Linked DNA regions of Homo sapiens: region 2 is linked to region 1. A link is a loop called in an ENCODE intact Hi-C map of the cell type or tissue named here. Cell type or tissue: mammary epithelial cell. All regions are shown on one strand. Each heading gives the region's core, and the rest is flanking DNA. Links, peaks and the distances in the headings are about the cores only.

Evidence for each region. Hi-C counts contacts between places; a loop is a spot of excess contacts. Peaks named below come from ENCODE experiments on the same cell type or tissue, not always from the same donor. Only the 100,000 strongest peaks of a DNase experiment are listed, where the experiment ranks them.
Region 2: it touches region 1 in a loop (11-fold over the local background); 4 of 110 quality-filtered maps call a loop at or near these places.

What each region holds. Positions count from the first base shown.
Region 1 is chr10:120,944,173-120,955,219 of GRCh38, reverse strand. All of the region lies in intron 2 of LOC105378519 (a long non-coding RNA gene), which reads left to right. Among named protein-coding and RNA genes, the nearest start is that of WDR11, 98 kb to the right of the region's middle. In mammary epithelial cell, for the core only: a CTCF peak has its summit at 6,155 (motif pointing left); no DNase peak of the experiment used is centred there; H3K4me3 peaks cover 191 bases.
Region 2 is chr10:121,107,027-121,118,073 of GRCh38, reverse strand. No RefSeq gene overlaps it. Among named protein-coding and RNA genes, the nearest start is that of LINC01153, 66 kb to the left of the region's middle. RefSeq lists an enhancer at 3,982-5,181. In mammary epithelial cell, for the core only: no CTCF peak of the experiment used is centred there; a DNase peak (open chromatin) is centred at 4,553; H3K27ac peaks cover 1,073 bases.

The sequences.
Region 1 (11,047 bases), core at 3,820-8,819:
AAATATTTGATGGTTGATTCATAATTGGTCAAGTGGGGTCTAAGAACTAAAAGAAGACGCTTAGTGGCTTGAGCAGAAATAAGCCAGTTAAGGTTTATCTGGGTCTACCTCAAGGCCATGAAGAAACCTGGAGTAGCATCCATTGTTCCCACCCCTCCCCTCTATGAGCCCTGTCAACAAGGATGGCAGGAAATAGATTTACGAAGTTTAGAAAGAGATAAACTAAGAAGTGTGTATCAAGAGAAATGTACATTTGTATTCATATCCCGAGTCCCCCAGTTTAAACACATTAGAATTTCTATAAGTGGTTTTGATGAGAAAGGGTCACCTTCTCTTTTGATAGTTGGCCAAGTCCAACTAATGCCTAAGGACCTAGTTGAACCAGGGACTGGCTTAGCTATATCAATCAGTCACTCAGATATTTACTTTGTTTCCATCATGTGCCTGATACAATGCAAAATATTTTGATGGTTACCAAAGAAAAGTGCAATGTGGCTACAAGGCAATGAGACAGGTTTCATAGTAAAACATGGCACTTTTGTAATATGTAGTCCAGAACACCTTGTCTTTCACAGTAGTCCCTTAGAAGGCTGTGCATTTATTTCTGAGATGTAGCTGAGAAGGGCTCCTCCATCCTCTTGGAAATGTCTCCGGGCCCCTGGTCAGGTCTCAGCTGGCTGTTACCATTGTAACATTTCCTATTCCGGATCCATTGTCATCCTGCAGAGTTATCTGCATTGTTTGCTGGAGTCGGCTTTCAATATCTTTTGTCTGTTCTCACAAATCAAATATATGCCCAACAGTGGAAAGGTAGCCACACCCACCAAATAGCTAGAAAAATGTCCAGTAGCCTTGAAAGGCAAATCCCAAAGTATACTTTTAAACTCTCTGGCAGATTATATTTTCCAAAACAATACTTCTCATCCTACATGCTTTTTGAGAAACTTACCATTCACCCATTGAGAGGTGGAGTGTAATTCCTCTCCCCTTAAAACAGGATGGGCTTCTGACTCACATGTACTCAATAGAATGCAGTGGAAGTAATGTTGTCAGACTTCAGTAGCCAGATCATAAAGCAATTCAGCTCTGCCATGGCAACAGAAAACTAACTGGAGCCCTGAGAATCACTCTGACTGTTCTGACTGCCATGTTGTGAGGAAGCCCAAGCTATCCTACATGCAGAAACCACGTGACAACAAAGGGTGAGAGATTCCCAGTCAACCCCCAGCTGCTCACCCTCCCCCTCTCCCAGCCCCAGCCACACTGTCTGACTGTAACTGCATAAGAGACCCAGGACCATTTAATCAAGCCCCTCTCAATTTCCTGTCCCACAGAAACTGGGAGAGACAATAAAATGTTGTTTTAAGCATAGCCATTGGTATGCTGTAGATTTTTCTCCATAAAAAAAAAAAAAAGCCACCCTGATTTGTAGCGTTCGGCTATTTCTGTGGTGTAAAACTCCTACAATGGCCAATCTTAAGCTACTAATGTGATAAACAACAGTTGGGAAGAGATGCACACAATTGGTTCTCACAAGTAGCATGCGCGGACTCCTGCACACCCCTGTATACAGCACTAGAGTAAATCTTTAAAAGGGACGGCTCTGAAGGCCAATTGTGCTCCTGAGCGTGTTTTAAAGTTCTTTTTCCAGTTTATGCGACAGAGTCCAGAGCTAGGAAGCATTGGGATTGGTGGAGTCTATCTGCGCCTATCTTTGGCCAAGACACAGAATCATGGTAGACAGAGCACAGAAACATCTACCCAACCCTAAGCCACCCCTAATTTGACAGTATCTTCCACAATACACAAAAAGGTAGGGGAGCAAGACCCGCACCTGCGGAGAGGTAGATACACAGATGGCTGTGGGCAAGAGAGGCCACAGCTCCTTGAGGGTTTTGAAAACTCTTCTTCCCTGACTGGGCTGCTCTGAGGGATTGGATGAGTGCAGAACAAACATTCAAGAAGCTCATGGGGTACCAGGCCCACTTCGTGAGAACGCAGCCATGTCTCCTGCTAAGCATATTTTCACCACCGCCTGGGAAAAACATCTGCCCCCACCAGCTGCCAACAGAGTCTGTGTGGGGAGATCAGACAGAGATGGTCAGGCTATTTTCAATAACTTGTTTTCTATCATAAATTTATATATTTTATTGTGGAAAAAATGAGCACATAAAAAGAGATAATTAAAATTATACACAATTCTCACTAACCCCACTGAAAACTTTTGGATTTTTTCTTTTAGTGTTTTGCTATATTCAATATGTACCTTTTGACATCCAAAGTCTTGCACTTAGCATGACATCGTGATCATGCCCCCACATCCTTAAATATTTAAAAAGTTAATGGCTGCGTATTATTCTAGCATTTGGATGATAGCCATTCTTGTTACTGGTTATATAGCTTATTTCTCAAAATGTTTAACTAATGCCCAAAGTGGACATCCCTGAAAATAAGTCTTTGTACTTTTATCTGATTGTAGAGCATTTGTAGAAATAGGAAAAAATTACAAAAGGATATGGCCACTTTTAAGGCCCTCAATCAATTACAGAAAGTTTCTGTCAGTGGAAAGTCACACCTGCAATGTGTAACGGTGCATGTCGTATAGGAATTTGACGGGCAAAATGAATTTTTATTTTGTTTTTGATATTTGAATATCTTGTTTATTGAATATTTGTATTTTTATTATTTACTTGTGTTCTTTGTCCAACTTAACTGTATTAGGATAGCACTTTTCTCATTGTTTTGCAATAAACTTTCACATAAAAATAAGATTCTTTCTGATATTTATCCAAACATCTTTCCAGTGTTACCGATATCTAGAAGTTTTAATGTTTCTGTCATCAAACTCAATAATCTTTTACTTTTTAACCTATTCCTAAGCTTTTATATCAACAAAGTCCTGCTCTCAAGATCTGAAGTTTACCTGTCTTTTATTTTTATGTTATTTTTGCATATAACTGTTAAATGCATGTGGAATTTATTTTGGTATAGGGATTACCTTTAATTTTTTCCATATGATTGGTCTTGACATCATTTATTGACTAATCTCTCTTTCCTCACAGATCTTTACCACATACTAATTTTTTTGTCTATATTACCTCTATTAAGGCCTGTGGTTGAGACATTCTGTTACATCGATTCTTCTGTTCACAGTTTAATTTGGCTATTGAAGCTTTAAAATACCATCCCCCCACCCTTTTCTCCCCATTGTGATAGAATACTTTTAATATACTTCTTTCTCAAAATATTCTGGGCTGAATTGTGCTACCAAAAATGTCTTAAAAGGCACAGTCCAGGCTACTGCAGACCTGGTGTGTATATAACTCTTGTTGACCTGAACAGCCAACATTGTCTCCCTCTATGAGGTCAAGTTTACAACTTTCTTCCAAAAAACTGATCTTTTGATTTTTCCCGGCTCACAGTGGCCTTTTGCTTTGGAATGGAGAAGCAAGAAGGACAGAGTGAAGGAACAGCTTGGGCCTTGCTGGGTCACGTTGACAGGAAATTAACATGTGTGGTCACCCTCTTTTTATTAAGAGGATCATGTGCTATTGGCCAGAAAGCAATAACTTGCACTTAGCTCTCTTCACCGCACCCTGGCAGAGGGGCACCCATAAATGAGACTGGTAGCTGCCAATTAAGGAACACTCAGCAAAGGGTAAAGTCTCTATCTGCAACCTTATCAACGAATTATCTTGGGTATGCTGCTATCACATGGCGGAATTCCACCATACCACCTGTGACATCCTTCCAGCTCTACGGTAGGGCCACTGGTTACAGGCAGCCCTATCCAAATCTTGCAATGAAATCCTCAAAGTGTCTGCCTTTGTTTCCTGAAACCAGCATTTGTCAGAACTCTTCAACAGCGCTGAATTTAGACATCTTTTTGTTTTCCTGAGCCTTCTTGCTTTGTGAATGATCCTTTCAAGATCCCAGGGATAAAAGTGTCCCCGAAGCATGAAACAGATAAAAAGCAATCGCTTTTATACGAGAAGAAGAAAGTTGAGTTTTCTTCCCTTCCTCTCATTAGTTTAAATTCTGACTGATTTAGACATTTGTTACACTTTCCCTGGAAATGTAAAAGTTTAATTTGGAATGCAGTCACGGAGCAAAAATTCTGCTGAGTATATAATGCAAAAATATGGTTGCTAATGAGTGGCACTGATTTAACAGGAAATAAGGAAGAAAAATACAAATTTTGGAAGAAAATAAGCAATTTTATAATGTTTCCACTTGTTCCAAATCCAACTTCATTGCTTCAAGGGGTAGCTTGGAAATTTTTCTCAAGAAAGCACAGTAAATATTCCTGAAGGCGATCTATTTTCTGGCCTGGAAGAAATGGGTAGAAATGACAAATTTCCTACAACAACCTCTGAGAAATTTGTGCTGATGACACCTCTGATGCTAAATTCTTCTTTCCACTAGCTATATACATATATATAGTGAAGAACAAAGAAGAGGGCAGCAAATTCCTGCTTTTTTTTTATTTAAAAAGAAAATCCTTTAAGTCCTTGTGGCTGCATTGTTTGTGTGTGAATGTTTGTGTGTGTGTTTTAAAGACATTTTGAGATAGTTTAGGGAGATGTCACAAAAACATCTTCCTCCCATTAGAAATTCTGATTTTACACCGTTAATTGGCATTTTCAAAACACCAAGCGCCCAGTTTGAAGTCTACAAATAAAACACAAACCCAGATGTTGCAGTTTACACTTGCATGCATTTAACACTTCATAAGTAGTTCATTAAACTGATAACACTTTAAACACTAACACTGGCTCTTTCAGACTCCCTCGGCTTGTAATTGTCCTGAGGCACCGAGTGAACCCTTCCTAGTCTGGGAACCACAGGAATTTACATTCTTGACGTGTGTCTCTTAATTATCGACACTCCGGGGTCCCTGGCTGACTCAGGGAGGGCCGGCTCGGGTCTGCACGCCCCAGTGACCGCGCAGAGGGACAAGCCGGAGGGCCGGTGGGCCAGGGACACCGAGCAGGGACACAGCCTTGGGACGCACGCAGGGCAGACGTCAGACACGGAACGGAGCGAGCTGGAGCCTCCCCACGTCCTCAAGCACCGCGGCTGGGTTTCCGCTGAGCCTCTTGGGTTTACTAAGCAGCTTCTTTCTGACTAGAACAGTTTTCCAGCAGTGCCTCTCCCCATGTTTAACGGCCTTGGAATGAATGTTCACCTCCCTCTTGCCTTTCCTTCCAAGGATGGCATTCCCGGCTGCCCAAGTTCTCTCTAGAAAATGGGAGACCTTGGCTTGGCGTGGGTCCCATCTCCAGGGAATAAGCCTCTAGGCCCTGGGGTGACTAGTATCGGACAGGCAGCGGAGGCCCTGGGTGTCCTCCTGTCCACTCACAGGACAGGCGCAGAACAAGGGAAGGGAAGGGTTGCTAACGGTGTGCCAGGCACCGTGCGCAGCTCCGCAAGCGTTTCGGTCAGTTCCACCACACGCAGATGCCGCAAGTACAGGGCGGACCTCGTCCCTGCTGCGGAGATGAGTCCAGGTCGCCTTGCCCGAGCTCACGCGGCTGCAGACGATGCGTCCCGCGGTGCCGACTGGGCGCGGGGCACTGTGCTTAGGAGCCCTGTGCTGCCCCATCTCCGTCAATCCTACCAACTGGTCGGGACCTTTATCATCCCCATTTTGCAAAAGAGAGAATGATGGTAGAAAGGAAGGAGGAATTGGGACTCAAGTCCGCCTGGCTGCCTTCTGACAGCGGGCTTGGCCTCTGAACTACAGCCTCCTCTGCAGACACAGGGTGTGCAAGGCGAGTTAGAGGGTCTCAAAGCCTGGGCCCAGAGATTTCACCCCAGGGGATGGAGAACCCGCTCTGTTCGCCCCTGTAGCCGGATCCGGACCCGGGGCGCCCTGCGCTCCCACGCCTCCCGCCCTAGGCATGATCCCCAGCCCCACGCAACTGATGCGGAAGGGATGGGTGACTGAGCGGCTGCTGATTGATTAACCTAGCTGGGCTGCAGCGAGGCCCGAGGAGGCCCGCAAGCTTCCTTCCCAGGCAGAGAGCCCCGCGGTCCCTCGGAGCCGGGAACCGTAGCCCGAACCCCTGCTCCGAGCCTGGAGTCCGGAGCTCGAGCCGAGAGCGCGAGCGGGAGCCGGACGTGCAGGGGCTCCGCGGCCGGGTGCACAGCGCCATCGCGTGGCCAGCTCGGGGCCGCGGCTCCCTCCCTGTAGAGGCGGCGATGGGCGGGACCACTGCGTCCCTTTAGGATCATCCCCTTATCTAATTAAACTAAAGAGCTGCACAGCAAAAGAAACTACCATCAGAGTGAACAGTCAACCTACAGAATGGGAGAAAATTTTTGCAACCTACTCATCTGACAAAGGGCTAATATCCAGAATCTACAATGAACAACAAATTTACAAGAAAAAAACAACCCCATCAAAAAGTGGGCGAAGGATATGAACAGACACTTCTCAAAAGAAGACATTTTTGCAGCCAGAAAACACATGAAAAAATGCTCATCATCACTGGTCATCAGAGAAATGCAAATCAAAACCACAGTGAGATACCATCTCACACCGGTTAGAATGGCGATCATTAAAAAGTCAGGAAACAACAGGTGCTGGAGAGGATGTGGAAAAATAGGAACACTTTTACACTGTTGGTGGGACTGTAAACTAGTTCAACCATTGTGGAAGTCAGTGTGGCGATTCCTCAGGGATCTAGAACTAGAAATACCATTTGACCCAGCCATCCCATTACTGGGTATATACCCAAAGGATTATAAATCATGCAGCTATAAAGACACATGCACACGTATATTTATAGCGGCACTATTCACAATAGCAAAGACTTGGAACCAACCTAAATGTCCAACAACGATAGGCTGGATTAAGAAAATGTGGCACATATACACCATGGAATACTATGCAGTCATAAAAAATGATGAGTTCATGTCCTTTGTAGGGACATGGATGAAACTGGAAACCATCATTCTCAGCAAAATATCACAAGGACGAAAAAACCAAACACCGCATGTTCTCACTCATAGGTGGGAATTGAACAATGAGAACACACGGACACAGGAAGGGGAACATTACACACTGGGGACTGTTGTGGGGTGGGGGGAGGGGGGAGGGATAGCATTAGGAGATATACCTAATGCTAAATGATGAGTTAATGGGTGCAGCACACCAACATGGCACATGTATACATATGTAACAAACCTGCACGTTGTGCACATGTACCCTAAAACTTCAAGTATAATATAAAAAAAAAAAAAGGATCATCCCCTTATCTCCAGCTCTGGTCTCCGGAGGCCCGTGTGGCTGGAGCAAAAAAGGCAATGGGCCGGTGGAGTCTTGTTTAGTGGGGACGCCGTGGTCAGCTCTGAGCTGTTCCTACTGTTCTTAGTGGAGGTAGCAAGACCCCCGTCTCTCCTGGTGGGTAGTGTGGATGTCGCACAGACAGAAGCTCAGGTGGCAAAGGGTCGTGGAAACTTCTGCACCTTCCAGAATACGTGGGTCCATGGACGTGGACCCACGGCCACGTTAAGGCTCATGTTCATTTGTTCAGTTCACTTATTTAATTCATTTGTTCAGTGGTTCCTTCATTAATTCAGTCAATAATATTGTCTTGAGCACTTACTGTGTGCCAGAACCCAAGGTCGGGGCTAAGGATAGAAAAGAGAACTCGGGAGGCTGAAGCAGGAGAATCGCTTGAACCCGGGAGGCGGAGGTTGCAGTGAGCCGAGATCACCACTGCACTCCAGCCTGGGTGACAGAGTGAGAGTCTCCGTCTCAAAAATAGAAAAAAAAAAGAAAGAAAGAAAGAAAGAAAAAGTAACAGAAAAGATGGCTTACAGTCTTTCTTGCCAGTCTCATGAGGCCAGAATATTTGAAAAAAGCATAAATTAAGATACACAGGATTATGAAACAAACCGATTATACTGTCATGCAGTTATCAAAATATTTTTAAGTGGTGCTATACTCGTATATGTTCTTCGTTGATAGAGGATGTAACAGGATCTACAGACCAATCTATTAACTACAGTCATTTCAAAATAGTGATTAGCCCAGCTGATATTTTGAGATAACTGCATCAACTACGACGTGATAGAAAAACAGCTGTGATTTCTGTTGGAGACAAAGTCACAGACACTGCTAATACACTGTGGCTTGTTGCCGATTTTCATAATTGAGTAAATTGTTAAATCTCAGACAGTGAAAATAATGATATAAATATTTTCCTGTCCAAGTTCATAGACCCCCCTCCTCCAGATTTTATTCACAGACTCCTCGATTAAAAAGCCAGATCGGTGAGCAGAAATAAACAGGGTGAGTGTGGACAGTGATGAGCACTTGGAGGAAATCAACAGGGAGAGAGACTAACGATAAAATCAGAAGGGAGGCCCTGTGTGGGATGCAATGGTCGGGAAACGCCTGGATGAGACCACAGTTCACTCTAAAAGCCCCATACAGAGGTCGGAAACAGCTACCAGGGACTCTGATTTAGCCTGTAAATCTGCACAGTCTTCTTGAACATTTAGATCTGGTGTTCAGGACTGGACTCGGCTTTTGACCACAAGGCCTCCCAATCCGGGAAGTCCAGGTCAGCCTCGTGGACATCCAGAGATTTCATCCCAGGGCACTGAAAGTGAAATCTCTGCCTGGGCCCTGAAGCCACTTGATTTTGCAACTTTACCACCTAAACTTTCCTGGGTCACTCTTGGGGCAACCCATCCAGGGCAAGGGTAGTTTGCATGGCAAATGGAACTTTCCAAAGTTTAACTTGAAAAAGATGGTCGGCATCGGTGTCCTATTTAGAAACCAGGCTCCTTCCAGCCTGGGGATCCCCTGAACCTTCCAGATCTTTATCCAACTTTCATTCAAGCTGTGATTCCCCGGTGCCCCTTCTAAGCCAGCAGCTGTGTGACATCTCTGTTCTCATCCACCCATTTCCAGGCAGCAGCGTGTTGGGGGTGGTTAGGGAGTGTAGTGCTGGGTCACAGGCAGCCTTTGTAACTGCATATGAACCAGTGTGGCAAGCTTGCAGGATGATGTCAGAGCTGGCACCGGCAAAGAACAACTTTGTTGACAAGAAGATTAATTAGACAAATGTAGTGCCCATCAGTTATTGCCACCGCCTCCTCGGGGGTCAGCTCTAGTCAGGCCTTTGCTAGAGATTTTTTTTTTCATCTTTTTAGAGAAAGCTTAATCTCCTAACAAGGCAGCCAAGAAACAGTTCATGGCGTGCCAGAAGAGCAAGTGCATACAAGCATGTTCTGAAGTGAGGGTGCCTGCACACCGCCAGGCTGCAGGGCTGGGGCTGGCCCAGGCTTGGAGCCAACTGGGCCTCTTCCTTCTACCTGTACAGACCCAGCCCCAGGAAGCGTGTTGAGCCCCGAATCCTTCCTCACAAGAGAAGACACCCATTTGTGAGCTCTCTTGGCCTCTCTTCCTCTCTTTCCTGGGAGAGCTGCCCCTTTCATGGAGGGGCGGGCAGACAGCCATGCAGGGTCTTCAGAGCTCGGAGGCTTCCGCCACCTACACCTTCCCTCTTTATCCAAAAGGCACCTGCCCCATTGTCCCATTGTGGGAAGAGGCAATGAATGAATTGCTGAGTGGTAGCGGCCTTATTCATCATTCATCAAATACTCAGTAGGTTTATGGGCATATTATATCCCAGCAACACTGCAGTAAAGGAATGATTCCCATGTATCAGGCCCTGGCCCTGGGGAAGGGGTTATATTCTAGAGGGGGAGGCATGGCAATGAGTAAAATAAATACTCCAAGAAGCTCATCTGCACCAGTGGTAAAGGCCAAGAAGGAGCTAGGAGAGGGGATGTGGTGTTGAGGGCCGGGAGATGGCAGCCATTTTGGAAAAGGTGCCCCTGAGGAGGTGAAATTGAATTGAAACTTGAGGAGGGAGAGAATCTGTGGGGAAGAGCTGACTTCCTGTTGGCTGCAGGGGACAGGAAACTGAGAGTGCCAAGGGAGGGGATGTTCTGTGGATATCTGTTGACTGCATGAATAAAACAAAATGTTTCCAAGCTGTGCTTCTCACACTTTAGTGTTGTGTTAGAATCCTTGGGAAGGAGGGTCTTGTTAAAACATAGATGTCCAGCTCCACTGATTCAGAAGGGCTGGTGCAGGGCCCAGAGAGCTGCATTTTAACAGCCCCCGCCTCCAGGCAGCCCTCCCAGTCCCTCCTGGAGCCCCATCTCCAGGCAGGCGCTCAGCCCTGGATTGCAGCCCTGTCTGTCTGTCAGGCCTACCTGAGGTTTCAGAAAGGCCTCACAGTCAGGCTCCCAGGGGCCCAAAGCCAGTGTGGCTTCAGTGGGACCAACCTGACAGCTCCTTATAACTCTAAGGCCTCCACCTCCCACTGGCCAGCAAGGAGCCCTGGTGGGCAGGGGTGGGGCCTGCTCTGTCTCATCAGGCTATGCCCTATCTAGGGCAAGGGGTCCCTGGGGCTGGGGATGGGCTTCCCCTGGATCCTGTACCCTGCCTTTTAGAGTCACGGATACCTGGAACCCTGAGCCAACCTCCAGGTTTGTGTGGGCCTCTCTCCCTGGGTCCATCATTCTTCTGTGGGTGATGGCTCAGCTGGAACTGGGTGGGGGCGTGGATATGTGGGGCTAGTGGGTATACACACCTGTACACACACACACACGTGTGTGCACTAAAAAGCCAAGTGGGGTGAGGCGTGAAGGGGGTAGGCTGCAGCCTGGCTCTCTGTGCTGCCTTTTTTCGAAAGTCAACTCCTCAGAATTCTAAATTCAAACCTTGCCTTCATGATGATGAAGATGTATTTACCAAGGTAGAAAAATTATGGGTTTTATCTTCTAACAACTGATTGGATTGGTAACCTTTTTTTTTTTTGAGACGGAGCCTTACTCTGTCACCCAAGCTGGAGTGCAATGGCGTGACCTTGGCTCACTGCAACCTCCACCTCCTGGGTTCAAGCGATTCTCCTGCCTCGGCCTCCCAAGTAGCAGGGATTACAGGTGCACGGCGCCGTGCACGGCGCCATGCCCGGCTAATTTTTTTTGTATTTTACTAGAGACGGGGTTTCACTGT
Region 2 (11,047 bases), core at 1,996-6,995, 160 kb before region 1:
TTTTTTCTTTTTTCATTTTTAGAGATTTATAGAACAAAATTTAAAAAGAAAGTAACCTTTTATTTCTACTACCTCAAATTAGTAGATTGATATATAGTCCTCCCTTGCTATTAGTAGGGGATTGATTTCAGGACTCCGAGAGATACCAAACTCTGAGGATGCTCAAGTCCCTGATATAAAATGGCATAGTATTTGCATATAACTTACACATATCCTCCCATATACTTTAAATAATCTCTAGATTACTTATAATACCTAATACAATGTAAATGCTGTATAAATAATTGTTACACTGTATTTTTTCTTATCTGTACTGTTATTTTTCTGTGTTCCTTTCCTTCAATATTTTCAATCCATGGTGGGTTGAATCTGCAGATGCGGAAACCATGGATAAGGAGGGGTGACTGTATATACATCCAGAATCTCTTTCTCTTCTCTTGACCTCTTTTTTTTTAAATTGGAAACTTTTATTTTAGCTTCAGGGGTACATTTGTAGTTTGTTATATAGGTAAATTGCATATCACAGGGGCTTGGTGTACAGATTACTTCATCGCCCAGGTAACAAGCATAGTACCCAACAGGTAGTTTTTCAATCATCGCCCTTCTACCCTCTATCCTTAAGTAAGCCCCAGTGTCTGTTGTTCTCTTCTTTGCATCCACGTGTACTCAATGTTTAGCTCTCACTTATAAGTGAGAATATGCGGTGTTTGGTTTTCTGTTCCTGCATTAGTTTGCTTAGGATAATGGCTTCCAGCTCCCCACATGTTGCTGCAAAGGATATGATCTTGTTCTTTTTTATGACTGTGTAGTATTCCATGGTATATATGTACATTTATTTTATCCAGTCTACCACTGAAGGACATTTAGGTTGATTCCAAATCTTTGTTATTGTGAATAGTGCTGCAATGAACATATGTGTGCATGTGTCTTTATGGCAGAATGATTTATATTCCTTTGGGTATATACCAATTGTGGGATTGCTGGGTCAAACAGTAGTTCTGTTTTAATTTCTTTGAGAAACTGCCAAACTCCTTTCCACAATGGACGAACTAATTTACATTCCTACCAGCAGTGTATAAGCATTCCCTTTTCTCTGAGGCCTCGCCAGCATCTGTTATTTTTTGAATTTTTAGTAATAGGCATTCTGACTAGTGTGAGATGGTCTCACTGTAGTTTTGATTTGCATTTCACCAATGATTAGTGATGTTAAGCATTTTTTCATATGCTTGTTGGCCACGTGTATACTTTCTTTTGAAAAGTGTCTGTTCATATCCTTTGCCCACTTTTTAATTGAGTTGTTCATTTTTTTCCTTGTTAGTTTGTTTAAATTCCTTATAGATTCTGGATATTAGACTTTTAGGTCGGATGCATAGTTTGCAAATCTTTTCTCCCATTCTGCAGGTTGTCTGTTTACTCTGCTGATAGTTTCTTTTGCTGTGCAGAAGCTCTTTAGTTAAATTAGTTCCCATTTGTCAATTTTTGTTTTATTAAAATCTTTGTCTACTAATTCCAACATTTGTGTCATCTCGGTATCAGTTTCAATAACTACTTTCATCTTTGGATATGGGTCACATTTGCTTCTTTCTTTTCATATTTTGTTTTTAAATTGTCTCCCCTACATTGTGTAATATATGTTACAGATTCTCTGGATTCTGTTATTTTCCTTTGAAGAGTGTGAATTTTTTTTTCTAGCCAGGAGTTAAATTACTATCTAATCATCTTGAACCTGTGGAGGCTTGAGTTTATACTTTGTTAGGATGGGTTCATTTTGTTTTTTCCCTTTGTCTAAGGGCAAATTCTTAGTTCTAGGATATAGTCTTTATTTATCAGAATGACCCTTCTGAAATTTCAATGAAAAACCTCAGCTATTTATCAAGCACCTATAATCTGGCAGGATTCAGACTCAACACTAGTTTCCCTGCTAAGGCCAGCAGCTGAAATCTCTGCTCAGCCTTTTAATCCTTCTAGCTGTATCTTTCTGCTACAATCTCAGGAGTTCCCCTAACTATGCACAGATCAGAGATCAGCCAGGGACTTAAATAAAAGACATATGCATACTTGGGGGCTCTCAATGTCAACTTTCTGTGATTTCCTCCCTCATTTTTCACATGCTTCGGCTGTCCAAAACTTAATTTTCTAGTATCTCAAACCAACTACTCTGTGGTTTACTGCTTCAGTTTGAGCCACCCAACACTTTGTAGACTAAGGGGTTGCCCTCAAGGAAAAATCGTATAAACATAGATCTCACCCAATGTAACTGTAACTCCCATCTGCCAAGGGTTGAATCTCTTCCAGTACTGCCTGACTTTGATTGCTCTCTAGCATATTTAAATAGTTGTTTTAAAAAATATTTTGTCCAGAGTTAGCCCAATAGTAGCTGCTTCACCCTTATTGGAATTGAAACCCCATAGTAATTTGATTTTTAATAGTATGTATTCCGTACCATTATGTACAATAATAATGAGTTGTTGTTATCCTCATTTTGTTTCCTTAGACCTGGGTCTCCATTTTTATCTCACTTTGTTGATTTAACATCTTATCTTAGTGTTATTGCTTTAAAAAAAATAGAATTTTCATTTATTCAGTAGCACTGTGCACTGTCCAAAAGAGGATATGCCATGTTAAGATGTTGTTGATGGGAGAATAAGTCCTACCTGGCAATGTCATTGATTCATTTTCAGCTTTGTATTCACAATGTCATCTTGCTCAAAATTGTGTTGTCAGCAGTTCATATGTTTACATACAATTTTATGAATTAGGACTCCTTTTGTTGCAAATGACACAAATTCTGTCTCAAATTGGCTTAAGCATGAAAGAAAACTTATTAACATAAGTACAGGGATTTGTCATTTTGCATGCTTCTTGATCCAGGGGCTGAAATGATGTTCCTCGGTCTCAGTCTCCATCTCTCCACCTCTCTCCTACACCCTTTGTGGAGCATGAGCTCCATTCTCAGCCGACTCATCTCATGATGGCAAAATGGCCACTCAAGCTCACTCTGGGCCAGGTTCAAGTCCAATAGGAATAATCTCGTTCAGCAAGAGTCATTGATTCTCATTGGCTCTGACTGCAACATCACCTATCCCTGAACCAATCAGTGTGGAGGGAGAATGTGATCCTCTGATTGGCAGGCCTGAGTCAGTGGCCTCTTCCCAACACAGAGCTGGAGCCAGCTCCACTAAAGTGCAAGGGTTGATGGTAGAGGAAAAAGTAGTTTTCCAAAGAAATACTGTAGCAGGTTCAATAGAAGAAAAATCATAGGACTCTGGAAGGCCATGGAACAACACATTTGCTATAACAGAGTAGTGTATTGGTTGTGGGTTTGGTCCAGGTGTTATTTTAAAGCTGAATGGCTTGAGGAGTTTAAACTTTCTGCTCATCACTTAACCTTTGGGGTATGTTTCAGAGCCTATAGGAACTGCCCTGGAGGAATCCATGTGTATTTCTTAAGCAAATACTCTGAGATACTCTCAAGAAGCAGGGAGGTTCCTGTGGCCCAACTACCATTTATCAAACCACTCCAGGAATATTGGAGATAACATAAGTGTTTGAATTTTATAAAATTAAATAGAAAATTATTTCTTTAGGGTATTATTATCAAACATCCATTTACAAATATTTAATATTCTTAGCAAAAAATCCAATGATAGGGTCTGTAGAGGATACTAAAGGTTTGCTCAGATCTTGCCTTCTTATTTATCCCTGCTTAAAAAAAAAGTGAGACTCTATTCTGGGTACAGTCTGGTTTTGCAAAGCTTTAAATCTTCAGAGGAATATGTAGAAGAAAAGATCTGAGAACCCTATACGGAATTTGTTTTGAGTAAACCAGACAAAACTAGGAAGAACTAGATTGAGCTCTTTTGCTATGTAGCATGAAAAAGAATTATTCTGTGGGACAGACTAAAGCCACTTTGGGTGTATTTTTTCTCTAGGGCACTTAACTTTATTTATGGTCTCTGTTTCTTGTCACTTCTCAGGTTATCTGGGAACTTTCAAGGCATTTGCTGGCTGGTTAGTTTCTATTAATCAATGTAAGCATCGTCGCATCCTAAGCCTGGATTTTGCTGTCCTGGTAGATAAAGAGGTTATCATCATGTTATTCTCACATCTAACCTTTAGAAGTTAAAAAAATTAAAATTCCACTTCTGAGGATTTTCACAGATCTCTTATTCCAGTTTGATGTATGGAGGCGAGTGCTCAACTTGATACTCTTAGGATTAAGAGCAGGTTTGGGGCCCTTAGGGTTTTTATTTCTTAAATGTCTAACCCATTTCTGGGATATTTCCATAATATTCTTAACTAGCACAATATCCTCTACCCCAGAGGCTAAGAAGAAAACCAATGACTATTTCTTGCATTTGCAAGCCTTTGGGGCAAAGAGTCTTGTACTGTGGGTCTCTCAGAGCAGAGGGAGGCACAGATATTTTCAAGTACTGGTTGTATTCCATTTGATTAAAAGGTAAATACCTAGCATTTTTAAGAGATAAGTAAGTTGGAACTTAAAACACTTAAAAACAACCTATTGCAAGCTGCCCAGTATCTGATGACTCACAAGCCTTTCCAGGTGACCAGGGTTTGACTGAATGCCTGACTTGGCTGGGGATCCCAGGTGGCTGCTTGAACCTCTTGAGATGGTCTCTGACTAAGGACTGTGCCATTTGGGGGACATCTTTTCATATGATCCACTTGCTTCCTAGAATACGAGTGACGCCTCTCAGAGAGGGGCGAGGAGGCTGGCACGGAGGGACTTCGAGGAGATTGTAACTGGCAAATCTGCTTTGCCAAGGACCCTTCCAGCCTCCAGCCTGTGCCACCCCACTCTGATCAAACCTCTGAATCACAATTCATGTGATTTTGAAAAAGCACAACCCTGACCTTGTCACTACCCTGATGAAAACGCAAATGTCACCTTGTCACTGCAAGGTTACAACACTTTGGCGACCTCCTGCCACCCCCACTCCTTTCAGGATGAAGCCCAGATTCCTGTGTGTGCCCTGCAAAGCCCTGAAGGTCTGGCCCTGCTGCCCTCCAGCCTCAGCTTTGCTGCGCCCCCGCACTGGGAGCTGCAGACCTGGGAAAATGTTGCTTTCTCCCAGCCCTCTCCACTCTGCTGACTTCTCTGCCTGGCACCTTCACCTCCCTCTCTTTTTCTCAGCCTCTAGCTCAGATATCAACTTCCCCAGGGGGTCTCCCTAACACTCCCCTCCCTGAAATCTGAGCCACAGAGCCTCCACCTGCTCCCTCCTCTGGACTCTGGAACAAATCCATCCTCAGCATTGTGTCCTTGGGGCCCCAGCATGTGCCTGGCACGTTATGGATGTCCAGTAAATATTTGTTGAATTAATTTAAGCATAGTTTACAATTTTTTCCCTAGGTGGGGCTATGGGGCAGAAAAAAAAATGGTGGAGAGCCATTTGTTTTGCTTCCTCTTAATTTTTTTTTGAAAGTTATATCATTTGAGAATGTGTGTGTGTGTGTGTGTGTGTCTGTGTGTGTCTGCGTTTTAGTATCCTTCAGTATCTGCCATTTTGCAAAGGGCCTTTCTTGATCTATGGCTATCAGGACTGAATATCAGATAACCAAGAGCCTGGGGAGTGGTTTACTTGGATTTGGAGAGGTGAAACTGATGAATGGAGCCATTCCTTCATGATCTGAACTATACTTGTTTATAAATAATGAATAGTGATGAAGTATTTCCTCCTAGCTTTGTTTTGTTTTGTTTTGTTTTCCTTAAGACATCTTGCCTTGGGAAAGTGGGAGGAGAACTTGGAAAACTGTCCCTTGAAACATTCATTAACTGAAAAATGGGGAAAATATATGTCTCATGGAAATGCAGCTTAGCTATCATACATATGGAATGCATTTTATTCGAGTCAAAAAGTTTCTGAAGAAAAGAATCCCATAAATATACAAACTGCTTTATTTTGTTATTCAACTCAATTCAAAAAATGCTACAGGGAATTTAATATGAGAAACGTTGGCTTTTGAAGACCACACCTAAAATTTTATTATTGTTGGCATATTTATTGAAACATGTAGCATACATGATTGATTTATTTCCATGCTGTTTTGCTGAGCTCATGTTTATGTCTTGATTTCGGTTCAAGGCTGAGTTGTGTCTTTGGAATCTTATTTGAAAGGTTTTTTACAATGCGAGAATAGGTTCATTTTGATTTTTATTTCTGCAAGTAGCAGAACTGCTCTTGGAACTTCCTTTTTATGGAAAAAGTGTTAAATTAGATAGTGCTGATTAGGAGATTTTCTGGGAGACTTTCTCTCAGAAGTGTCTTCCAGATGCGTTCTCCTCACTGGCTCAGACCTTCATAGCAGGACTACCTGGGTCAGGGTTGAGAATGCACATCACTTTTTGATATGGCGTGCTGCTTATCCCAAACAGACAAATAGATCTTGTAGGATCTCAGTTTGGGTTGAGAATCATAGGCTTGTCTGAAATGTGCATGCAGCTTATGCTTTCTCCTGTTTCTTTGACAACACTGAAGTAAAATACATTTAAAGAGAAGATAAGACCCTGGCCAGTTGAATGGAAAATAATAAAATAAGTATCCTACCACTAAACACAGATTTCTTTTCACCAGCTCTGAGCCACCTCTGACATGATCAAGGGTCTTTGGGGAGATGCCCTGGACTTGCATCAAGTGAAGAAAATATTCCAGCAAAGTTCGATTATGAGAATTTCTCTTATTGAAAGATGCCCTTTGTGGAAATGAGGAGGGAAGAGTGAGGGGGACTTGGAGCTTGGCTGACAGACTGGAGAGGGCTGCCCCTCTCTTAGAAAACAATCCACCTGGGCTCCAGTATCCTGAGACCACTGCAATCCCAGCTCTTCTTGTTATAGATCCTCAAGAGTGGATCCTAAGTGCTGCATCTTCTGTTGAGTAATAAATGAAGTGTCAACTTGCCTTTAGGGGCCAAGTTAGAAAAAAATTCATACTAATTAAGAGAGTTGTTCACCCTGTGAAACCTTCAATAAGGAGGTAGGGAGGGGTGGGAAGGGAGGTATACCAGAGGGAAGACCAGATGGATACTCATCTCCCAGTTCACATTTACTCAGGCACTTGGTAATCAAAAAAGAATTGCCTTTACTATTTAAATTGTTATTCTTCCTTTCCCTTCCCTAACCCACCCAGCTTCACCCACACCCCTTTCATGCTTGCCAATAATTAAATGTGTATGTGATGTTATCCCATTATAAACCAACTAAGAGACTTCATGATGGTAGGGAGCCTGTCAGTTTCAATCATTCCTGTATTGCTGGTGCCTACAGTGTCTGCTGTTTTCTGTAAATGTTTGTTAAATGAAGTGAATTATTTAGGAAGGGAGGACAGGAGAAAAAGAAAACAATAGTAGATGTTCCAAGAGGTATGAAATGGGTGATATCAATTTTGAATCACAGCAGTAACTCCATCAGGTGAAACTGATCAAGGGCAGCTTCCTGAAGAGTTTGGGATTTGAGGTGGTCTCTGACAATGGAGTTCAATTAAATAGGAAGATGGCATCTGAAAGATACAAACACTGAATAAGGGGAGGCAGGAAGTTATAAGCTGTGATCCCAGAATTCTGGGTAGACCAGTTAGCTGAGCAGGTTAGTAGGACAAAAATAGAAAATGTGCATAATTAATCCAGAAGTTGGACTGATCTGAATTAGTAATTAAGTAAAATTTTATATTTCTAGAATTGTAAATTTTATATTTCTGCCTTTTCTCCCATCCATCCTCTCTGACTTCTCAATTTCCCAGTAGGCTTCTCTTTCCGGAACTTCCCTTGGATTGGAAGTCTATTGGTTAAATGTCCCTGAGTAGGACCTGAGGAGGTGCTCAGGTGTTACAATTCCTGAAATTGGGGTTCTCAGTGACTAACATGGACAAGTCCATAATCTCCATGAAATGTGATACAAATGGGTAAAATAAAAGTGCTTCAAAATATATGGTGCAAAATCAAGGTGAATGTGATTTCTATACATTTTTTTCAAATATGTATTTATAGGGAAAAAGGAAGTTTTTTAAGAAGGGAAATATACTGAATGACGGTTGTGGATTTGGGTAGATAGAATAATTCATACACTGAAGATGGCTTAGTTATCTAAAAAGTGTTAACCAGTGGGGAATGCAGACAAGTTCCAAACATTTCTCAGCGCTCTAATGATAGAGCAAATGCAATAATCAGCAGCACATTTCCTGCATTACTATGCAAATCATGCTACCACTAAATTAATAGTTGTCATTTGTTGTGTTTCCTGGTTTCTCTTATCCCTTTCATTTTGGTATCAGAGATTAAGATAAAAGGCATACTTCTATTATCAGTCAACTTTTGACTGCATGTATTTTTCACTCTTTTTGGCCAAGCTCTAGTTCACTGACACAGACTTAATGGAAAGAAATGATAGTACTATTAAAAAATAATTATGGACTTAAAATAGCAGGCACATTTTTAACCACCATGGTTATAACAGAGATGGGTTATGATTAGAACCTTAAGCATAACTGTGAATTATCTTCCTTCTGCTGTTGGGAGCACAGGGGGAGGGGTAAACATTGATTCTGAATGACATTTTTCCTTTTAGAAATTATTTGGATAGAGACATCATCTAGGGATAATTTTGCTGCAGCATGCTCCAATAAGCCAGTTTAATGGTGTATCAGTGATTCCCAAGGTGGGTGGGGAGGGTGAGCTGTGTATCAGCACCAGCAGGTGCATCTTCAATGTATGCCCTTCCTCTGGAGATTCTGACATGTAACTTAAGGGAGACCATTCTCCTTACTCCGTGCCACTATGAACAACTTCCATTTATGAGTTACAGAATGTTCTTTAGCTATATGCGGATAAAGAAGGGTTGAGAACCACTGGTCTGAATGCATTTTATCACTACGAGAATTAGGCCACTGTTGCTTAACTCTCATATATTATAGGATAAGGTTAGCTACCAATTCCTGAGTTACATGCTAGGTCTTTGCTACGTGCTTACATACATATGTCCAATCTAAATATTATTCTCACTTAGAGGTGAAGAAGTGAAGGCTTGGTATATGGATAGTCCAATAAAATGGATTGTCCAAGACTACCTGCTAGGTGGCATTGCAGGGATTTACATCCTAGCTTTTCTGGCTAAATTAACAAAGCCCCTATTGATTCAAATAACTGGGGCATGACCCTGTAAAGAACGTCTGTTTTTACCTGTCACCATCTCTTTCTGTCTTAGGGTAGCAGCACCCTGACTTTCTTTTAGGGATCATTCCTTGCTCACTCTTAGTTCACGTGGCTCTAGTACAGTCAATTCCCCCACTGACTCCTGGGATGGGCACTTTCCCTGGCATAGCCAGTCAATCAGCACATCCTGTAACTCCAGCCCCAGTGATTGGTCCAGGGATGGGCACATGACCCAAGCAGGGAAACCAGAACCGATTCTAGGATTTAGGCTGAAATTTGAGAAAGAATCCACCAGGATTGCTAAGACAGAGCATAAGCCTGGAGCTGCTTGAAGGTTCTGCCTGAATGTAGCCAACACTTTTTTATGAATCGGGCTTCTCCAGAAAAACCAAACCAATAGGCTGCATATATATATATATATATATATATATATATATATATATATATATATATATATATGTACACACACACACACACACACATACATACACAAGAGTCATGTGCTGCATAACAACATTTCTGTCAGTAATAGCCCATAAGATTATAATCCATAGTTTTACCATATCTTTATATGTTTAGATACACAAATGCTTACCATTGTGTTACAGCTGCCTACAGTGTTCAGTACACTAACATGCTACAGCATGTTACAGCTGCCTACGGTGTTCGGTACACTAACAGGTTTGCAGGCTAGGAGCAAAAGGCTTTACTATACAGCCTATGCATATAGTGGGCTATACCATCTAGGTTTGCATAAGTATGCTCTATGATGTTCACACAACACTGAAGGCTGAGAAGTGCCGAGATCTACAGTTGGTAAGCTGAAGACCCAGGAGAGCCAATGGTATAAGTTGCAGATTGAAAGGCAGGCAGTCTCAAGACCCAAGAAGAAAGGATGTTTTGGTTCCAGTCTGAAGATTGGAAAAGACATGTCTTCGATCAAGTCAGTCAGACAGAAGGAGTTTCCTCTTACTGAAGGGTCATCTTTTTGTTCTGTTCAGGTCTTCAAGGAATTAGATAAGGCCCATTTTCATGAGAAAGGGAAATTTGCTCTACTCAGTCTACCAATGCAAATGTTAATCTCATCCAAAAACACCTTCACAGACACACCCAGAATAATGTTTGACCAAGTATCTGGGCACCCCAAGACCTAGTCAAGTTGATGCATAAAATGAACCATTACAGCCTCGAAGAGCAGAGACGACTGATATAAGACTGTTGATTCACGTCCTTGGTGACCATGTCTCATTCTCTACCTCTTGTATTTTCAGTTACATGAGCCAATAAGCCCCCAGCTTTCTGCCCCCTTTTTCAGGGAAGCAGGGAAGTGTTCTTACTAATGCGAACCCCTTGCCACCCAGAATCTTCAATCTTCACACAGCCTTAATGAAACTGCTGTAAGTGGGAGAGCTGAGCACATGCCTACTGCACTCAAATGTATTGACAACATGTGACGGTGCAATTGCTGATGACTATGTGGCATGTTCCTGCTGAGGCTGGGATTGATGGCATGGCCCCCAAGGCAAACACCTTGTTTATGGGCTTCTCACACAACAGCACTAATGTGTATTGTGAAAGTGAAATGTTTTTGATAGATTTGCAATCTTTCAGTAATTTTAAATTTCTACATAGGTCTTATTTTTTAAATTTTTGTTTATTTTGATTTTTAGAAATTTCAAATAAAAGTACTTGATGAAGCAAAGTAGCCCTGTGATCTTGTGCACACCATTTAAAAGTTAGCTTGGTTTTTCTGCTGAGCTGTTTGGAATAAATTCTCAACAGCAAAAGTTAGGTCTTGAATGCTTCCTTATTTCTGGGGTCTTTTTTCTGGCTATTTCTACGTTCGTGAATCTATCTACGATCCTTGCACATGTAGTCTTTT